2 separate regions of the Homo sapiens genome follow, and region 2 is linked to region 1. Evidence: read pairs that join two places in POLR2A ChIA-PET (ENCODE). Cell type or tissue: B cell. All regions are shown on one strand.

Region 1 (4,000 bases):
CTTAGTTCTCCTCCTACTTTATAAATTACTCCCTTGTATCCTTTTCTTCTTTATCTCCACAACCTCTAAACGCTGAAGTGCCTCAAGACTCAGCCCTCAGACTTCATCTCTTCTCTATCTTACCTTCAACATTCCCTTGGCAATGTTATCTAGGTTTGAGACTTTAAATACCATCTATATACTGAGGATCTCCCAAATTCATATGGACCTGAGTTCCAAATTCACATTCAAATAAATAATCAACACATCCACTTGGATGTTTAATAAGCATCTTAAACCTAATGCATCAAAAACAAAAAACAAAACAAAACAAAACAAAAAACCACACAAGTTTGCTCCTCCTGGTCTTCCCTCCCTCAAGAGAAGGCAACTACTTCATCCCTTTAATTGTTCATGCCAAAAACTTGAAAGTCATCCCTGACTCCTTTCTTCCTCCCACATCTCACATCTGATCCATCATTAAATCCTGTTACCTATACCTTACAACACTATCTAAAATCTGACTATTGGGAAGTCCTAGCTAAAATAATCAGACAAGAGAATGAAATAAGGAGCATTCAAATTGGAAAGAAGCCAAATTATCCTTATTTGCAGATAATATGATCTCATATTTGCAAAAACCTGAAAACTGCACCAAAAAAACTATTAGAACTGACAAACAAATTCAGTAAAGTTGCAGGATACAAAATCAACATACAAAAATCAGTAGCATTTCTATATGCCAACAGCAAACACTCTGAAAGAAATCAAGAAAATAATCCCATTTATAATGGCTGTGAATAAAACTAAATACCTAGGACTAAACGTAGCCAAAGAAGTGAAAGATCTCTACAATGAAAACTATAAAGTGCTGATGGAAGAAATTGAAGAGGACACAAAAAAATTGAAAAGATATTCTATATTCATGGATTGGAAGCGTCAATATTGTTAAAATGTCCATACCATCCAAAGCAATCTACAGGTTCAATGCAATCTCTGCTAAAATACTAATGACAGTCTTCACAGAAATAGAAAAAAATAAAATCCTAAAATTTACACAGTACCACCAAAGACCCAGACTAGCCAAAACTATCGTGAGTAAAAAGAACAAAACTGGAGGAATTACATTATCTGACTTCAAATTATATGACAGAGCTGTTGTAACAAAAACAGCATAGTGCTGGCATAAAAACAGACACATGCTGATATAAAAACAGACACAAAGACCAATGGAACATAATAGAGAACCCAGAAGTAAATCCATACATCTCCAGTGGATATTCATTTGTGACAAAGGTTCAAAGAACATACACTATGGAAAGGACAGGGTCTTCAATAAATGGTGCTGGGAAAACTGGATATCCATATGCGAAAGAAGGAAATTAGACCCCTATCTTTCATCATATACAAAAATCAAATCAAAGTGGATTAAAGAATTAATCTAAGGCCTGAAACTATAAAACTACTAAAAGAAAACATTGAGAAACTATCCAGGACATTGGACTGGGCAATGCTGTATTGAGTAATGCCCCACAGCAAAGGCCACCAAGGCAAAAATGGACAAATGGTATCACATCAAGTTGAAAAGCTTCTGCAAAGCAAAGGAAACAATCAACAAAGTAAAGAGACAACCCAAAGAATGGAAGAAAATAGTTCCATTAGATGCAAACTATCCATCTGACAACAGATTAATAACCAAAATATACAGGGAGCTCAAACAACTCAATAGGAAAAAAAAATCTAATAACCCAATTAAAAAATGGACAAAAAATTTGAATAGGTACTTCTCAAAAGAAGGCATACTAATGGCAAACAGGTGTATGAAATGGTACTCAACATCACTGATCATCAGAGAAATGCAAATCAAAACTATAATGCGATATAATCTTATCCCAGTTAAAATGGCTTTTATCCAAAAAGCAGGCAATAACAAATGCTGGCAAAGATATATAGAAAAGGAAACCCTTGTATACTGTTGGTAGGAATGTAAATTAGTTCAACCAGTTTGGAGAACAGTTTGAAGGTTCCTCAAAAAACTAAACATGGAACTACTATATGATTCAGCAATCTCACGGCTAGGTATATACCCAAAAGAAAAGAAATCAGTACATCGAAAAGGTAACTGCACTCCCATGCTTATTGCAGCACTATTAACAATAGCCAAGATTTGGAAGCAACCTAAATGTCCGTGAAGAGACGAATGAATAAAGTAAATATGGTACATATACATAATGGAGTACTATTCTGCCATAAAAAAGAATGAGATCTTGTTACTTGCAACAACAACATGGATGGAACTGGAAGTCATTAGGTTAAATGAAGTAAGCCAGACACAGAAAAAAAAACTTCAAATGTTCTTACTCATCTGTGGAAGCTAAAAATTAAACAATTAAACTCAAAGAAATAGAGAGCAGAATGATGGTTATCAGAGGCCGAGAGGGTGGGGAAGAAGTGGAGATGGTATATGGGTACAAAAAACATAGTTAAATAGAAGGAAAACAATCTAGTATTTGATAACACAACAGGGTGATTACAGTCAGTAATTTTTTTTATTTCAATTCCTTTTGGGGTACAAGTGGGTTTTGTTACATGGACGAAATATAAAATGGTAAATTCTGAAATTTTAGTGCACTCATCACCCAAGTAGTGTACACTATACCTAATGTGTAGTTTTTTGTTAATCCCAGGCTCCCCTCCCGCCGTGCCTCTTCTGAGTCTCTAAAATTCATTATATCACTCCGTATGCCTTTGGGTACTCATAACTTAGCTTTCACTTACTCATAGCTTGGCTTTCCACTCCTGTGATACTTCACTTAGAATAATGGCCTCTAGCTCCATACAAGTTGCTGTGAAACATATTTCTTTTTTTTTTTTTTTTTTTTTTTTTGACACGGAGTCTCGCTCTGTCACCTAGGCTGGAATGCAGTAGCGCGATCTCAGCTCACTGCAACCTCCACCTCCCGGGTTCAAGCGATTCTCCTGCCTCAGCTTCCCGAGTAGCTGGGATTACAGGTACCAGCCACCATGTCCCGCTAATTTTTGTATTTTTAGTAGAGACAGGGTTTCACCCTGTTGGGTGGCTTGTCTCAAACTCCTGACCTCAAGTTATCTGTTTGCCTAGACCTCTCAAAGTGCTGGGATTACAGGCGTGAGCCACGGAGCCTGGCTCTGTCTTTTTAATAATGACCATTCTTTCAGGAGTAGGGTGGTATCTCACTGTGGTTTTAATCTGCATTTCCCTGGTGATTAGTGATGTTGAGCATTTTTTTCATATGTATCCTGGCCATTTATATATTTTCTTTTCAGAAATGTCTATTCATGTCTTTTGCCTACTTTTTATTTTTTATTTTTTTGAGACAGAGTCTCACTCCATCACCCAGGCTGAAGTGCAATGGCACGATCTCAGCTCACCGCAATCTCCACCTCCTGGGTTCAAGCAAATCTCCCACCTCAGCCTCCCAAGTAGCTAACTGGCACCCGCCATCATGCCAGGCTAATTTTTTTTGTATTTTTGTAGAGACACATTTTCACTATATTGGCCAGGCTGGTCTTTAACTCCTGACATCAGGTGATCCACCCACCTCAGCCTTCCAAAGTTCTGGGATTACAGGTGTGAGCCACGGCGCCCGGCCTTTTGCCTGCTTTTTAATGGGATTTTTTTTTTCTTGATTTGAGTTCCTTATAGATTCTGGATACTAGTCCTTGGTTGGACGCGTAGTTTGAAAATACTTTCACCTATTGTGTGGGTTGCCTGTTTACTCTATTATTTCTTTTGCAGAAGCTTTTTAGTTTAATTAGGTCCCATTTATTTATTTTTGTTTTTGTTGCATGTGCTTTCGGGGTCTTAGCCATAAATTCTTTGCCTAGGCCAATGTCTAGAAGAATTTTTCCAACATTACCTTCTAGAATTTTTATTGTCTCAGGTCTTACATTTAAGTCCTTGTTCCATCTTGATTTTTGTATATAGTGAGAGATAGACAGTTTCATTCATCTACTACATGTAGCTTGCCAATTTTCCCAG
Region 2 (4,000 bases), 260 kb before region 1:
ACATAATATCTAACATGTTAGATTCATAACGTTGTATGTAATATAATGAAACATGAAGTATAACCTGTCACTTGTGAGGTATACTAGTCTGATATGTTTGACTTGAATCCACTGAGTCTTCAAATATAACTTTCTTGTTCAAGAAATACAAGGCTTGCAGGAACAAGCTCAATGACTTCATGAGGAAGCAACCACTCAGATAAAAACATTTTGCACTTCAAGTGGCCTGATTTCTACAGTGAACAAGAATCTTTTAATTTTTTTTTAAGTGCCATAATTAAAAAGTCAAGGGATGTAACCAGATGGAATGTATGGTCCTGAATTGGATAATTTGGGTATACTGGTTGTAGAAAAATATAATTTGGTCAACAGAATATTTGATTGTAGTTAGGTATTATGTGAGAGGAAATTTTCCTGTAACATTACTGAGTTAAGAAAGCCAACTGTAAAAATAACTTTAGATGGATAGAAAATGTGAATGTGATCTAGGAATTAGGTGAGAAGAAAATGTACTGAAATAAGGTAGATATTTTTAATTGAAAAAGGAGATGACTAAAGTGATCTCATTTTGAAAAAAAAAATACACACACACAGAAGGATATACTCTAAAGTATTAACATTGGCCCTGGGAATGCCATGGTTTTTTTTTGTTTTTCATTAAAACATAGAGACACGGTCTCACTATGTTGCCCAGGCTGGTCTCGAACTCCTAGGCTCAAGCCATCCTCCCACCTCAGCCTCCCAAAGTGTTAAAATTACAGGCATGAGCCACCACACCTGGCCTTTTTTATTAAAAAAAATTTTTTTTAAATGCAATGTTTTCTTTTTTTGTTGTTGTTTTAGCTTGTGTCTATTCTCCAAAGCATGTTGTACTGATTGTGTAGTACAATTTTATTTAAAAATGTATGTTAAGATTTACATAAATATTTGGGGTGTCCATGAATCAAGAAATACATGAAAGTATGGGCACCAAAACGTTAAAAGTGGTTTTGTTGGGAGTTCAGGGGATTTTACTTTCTCCCTAATACTTTATTCTTTGAATATCTTGAAATGGATATTTTGTAACTGTATAAGGAGAAAGGAAGCGAAACTATTTTTCTGCAGGGGTACACCCACATCTATTGTATTAGACAAATCACAGAGGGATTGCAACAGAACACAGATTTTTCTCACTGTTTTTTCTCTGGTTGATCGGGATGCATTATCCACCAGAAAACACTGTAGACGACTCACTCACCAGGAAAAGAGCATATGCCAGTTGGAATAAATAAAGGGGAAGAGTAAGGAAGAGGCTGTAGAATTATTTTATAAATTATCAAGTCTTATGAGCCAGGTGCAGTGGTGCATGCCTATGTACAGTCCCAGCTACTCAGGAGGCTGAGGTGGTAGGATAGCTTGAGCCCAGGAGTTCGAGGGTGGAGTGTGATATGATCGTCTGTGAATAGCCACAGCACTGCATCCTGGACAAGATAGGGTCTCTTTAAAAATAAGACTTAACTAGCACTTTAATAATCATTGTTTTTGTTCCCAACTGCATTGTACATTCATTGAGGACAGGGACTTTAAACTTCATTATATTGCTGTTGCTGTGTTTCACCTTTGAATGATTTTTAAATAAAAATCTCATCTTTGAGTCACAATCTGATGTAACCTTGTCCATTTCTGTCCTCTTGTGTGCCTTAAATGCCTTTAGGCAGCTGTGTTGTACCAGTGGTTTTAGGACTTGGCAGTCGGAAGTTTTGACTTCTAGACTGGATTCTGTAACTAAAGCTAAATTACTTTATAAAAGGAGAAAAATGGTACCATTCTGACGGGTTTGTGGTGAAGCTGAAATGAGATAGCCACATAAAGAACCATCACAATCCCTGACACACCGTGCGCCCTCAGTAAATGCCAGGTGAATTTTATTACACTGTGAAGTACTGATTTTCAAACAGGACTTGCACATGAAAGGTGAGCAGGGGGATTCCTTGCTCAAGCACCAGTACTCTGGGGTTGTACCCTTTGTTAGGCTCAACAGGTACTACCCAGTCCGCTTCCATCGTCCCCAGTCCCGGCTGCAGTCACGTAGTTGGCTGTCCAACTCCAAATACACAAGACAGCCCAGGTCCAGCTCACAGCCAGTGCACTTCGCGCAGGCGCACAGTCCTGAGGCGGGCTGAAAGCCCAGGTGGGGCTCGGAGAAGAGGAAGCTCCGCCTCGCTTCCCGGTATTGGGCCAATAGGGTCGCTCGTCATGGTCGCAGACCTATGAGACGGGGCAGGGGGCGGGGCGGAGGGCGGAAGAAGTCGCTCTCACGTGAGTAAAGGGGTGGGGGGGCGGGGACAGGGCGGTTTGGGAGGCCCAGGCGGCGGAGCCTCCGGGACGGCGAGCGGCGGGCGGCGGAGGAGGAGACGGCAGGTCGGGTAGGGCCGTGTTTCCCCTCCTCCTCCTCCCACCCTCCTACCTACCAACCCCAGGGGTATTTTCCGACGGCCCCTGCGGGGAGCCAAGCTGTCTTCTCATCCCGCGGGGTCGGGCCAGTGGAGCTGCTCTCAGCTCCCTCGACGGGCCGAGTTCTGAGGGGAGCCGTGATTGGGGGGAGGGGGAACTGCGACGGAGGGGAGAGGGCGCATGCGCAGGCTGGGCCGCTCTGGGAGCCCCTGCCCAAACCGGTTCCCCCTGTCTGTGTGGGTGCCGGTCTTCTGAGTCTTGCGTTTTTGGCCCTCCCTCTGGTCCCCCAGCAAAGCCGGTTTGTGTCTTGACTTTAATGTTTTATGCTTGGTCCTATTTGGGAATCCAGCCGCTCCCCCCCGCCTCAGTTTCTCCCCATTGCTCACTAGGCCTGTATCTGTGACTTAAGCTAGCCTGGGCCTCAGGCTGTCCTGGGCTGCGCCTAAATTTCAAAGACTTGCTAGTTTTCACTGTCGCTTTGCCATCTCAGGTTGGTCTTTCAGTCTCATTTCCCCGTCTGCAATTAAAGCGTTCTTGGCATCCCAGTCTTCTCATCTCCTTGAAGCAGCTACCCCAGTACCTCATCGCTGTGTCTTTTGATTATCCGCACCCTTAGGGTTTTACGTGTTGAGCCAAAGGATAACCTCAAGACTTCCAGGAGTTCGCTGTCCATTGCCTGGTAGTACTTTGGTCTCTGCTCTTCTGCATCCAGACTGTTTATCATCTGCTCCTGCGTTTCACGCATCTGCATACCTTTGGTTACTCGAGAATTCTTTTTTGGAAACAAATGTCCTAGGAGACCGTGTTAAGTGATCATGCTGCTAGTGTTCCCGCTACTAGTGCTCCGTTAGTTTTAAATCATGTTCCAACTTGAATTTGAGGTCTTTTGACTTTCGTTGGCTTTTTGTCAGGGAAAAAAACCTGTTAGGGACAGGGTTTCACAATTCCTTTTATATTTCCATTCACATGTATTTACAAACGTGTGCCTGGAGTAGTAAGTACACAATAAGTGAGTTTCCAGCTGTTTTTGTTTCGGAAACAAAAAACAAAACAAAACAAAACAAAAAAACAACGGAAGGTGAATGGAATTGTGTTTGTAACATTAAACTGATGTTTGAAAAGTAGTTGGGAAAAAAAGCTTAGGTACTAAGGAGGGTTCATCCAACTTTTTTTTAAACGAAGGACGTGTTGCCTTAGTTCAAGTTTGTATAAGGTGCTATTTAATATGTATTGAAGACTTAACTAGAGCTTACTTATGAAAACTGAAAATAGGGGCCGGGTGCGTTCACGCCTGTGATCCAGCATTTTAGGAGGTTGAGGCGGGTGGATCACAAGGTCAGGAGTTCGAGACCAGCCTGTCCAATATGGTGAAACCAGGTCTCTACTGAAAATACAAAAATTAGACGGGCGTAGTGGCAGGCGCCTGTAGTCCCAGCTAATCGGGAGGCTGAGGCAACAGAATCGCTTGAACCCGGGAGGCAGAGGTTGCAGTGGGCCGATATTGTGCCATTGCACTCCAGTCTGAGCAACAGAGCGAGACTCCGTCTCAAAAAAAAAAAAAAAAAAA

Evidence for each region. ChIA-PET counts read pairs that join two places held together with the same protein. Peaks named below come from ENCODE experiments on the same cell type or tissue, not always from the same donor. Only the 100,000 strongest peaks of a DNase experiment are listed, where the experiment ranks them.
Region 2: POLR2A ChIA-PET joins it to region 1 with 10 read pairs; 2 of 35 experiments call an interaction of 5 or more read pairs at or near these places.

Annotation. Positions count from the first base shown.
Region 1 is chr9:123,194,827-123,198,826 of GRCh38, forward strand. The region is part of intron 2 of STRBP (spermatid perinuclear RNA binding protein); the gene reads right to left. Among named protein-coding and RNA genes, the nearest start is that of STRBP, 72 kb to the right of the region's middle. In B cell, no CTCF peak of the experiment used is centred here; no DNase peak of the experiment used is centred here; H3K27ac peaks cover 247 bases.
Region 2 is chr9:122,938,689-122,942,688 of GRCh38, forward strand. RABGAP1 (RAB GTPase activating protein 1) reads left to right here and starts at 2,332. Exons shown (of 26, transcript NM_012197.4): 1 at 2,332-2,405. It overlaps LOC105379839 (a long non-coding RNA gene), which reads right to left and starts at 2,560. Exons shown (of 2, transcript XR_001746924.3): 1 at 2,451-2,560; 2 at 1,888-2,247. RefSeq lists enhancers at 1,872-1,941, 2,131-2,855 and silencers at 2,102-2,261, 2,272-2,601. In B cell, no CTCF peak of the experiment used is centred here; a DNase peak (open chromatin) is centred at 2,243; H3K4me3 peaks cover 1,505 bases; H3K27ac peaks cover 1,469 bases.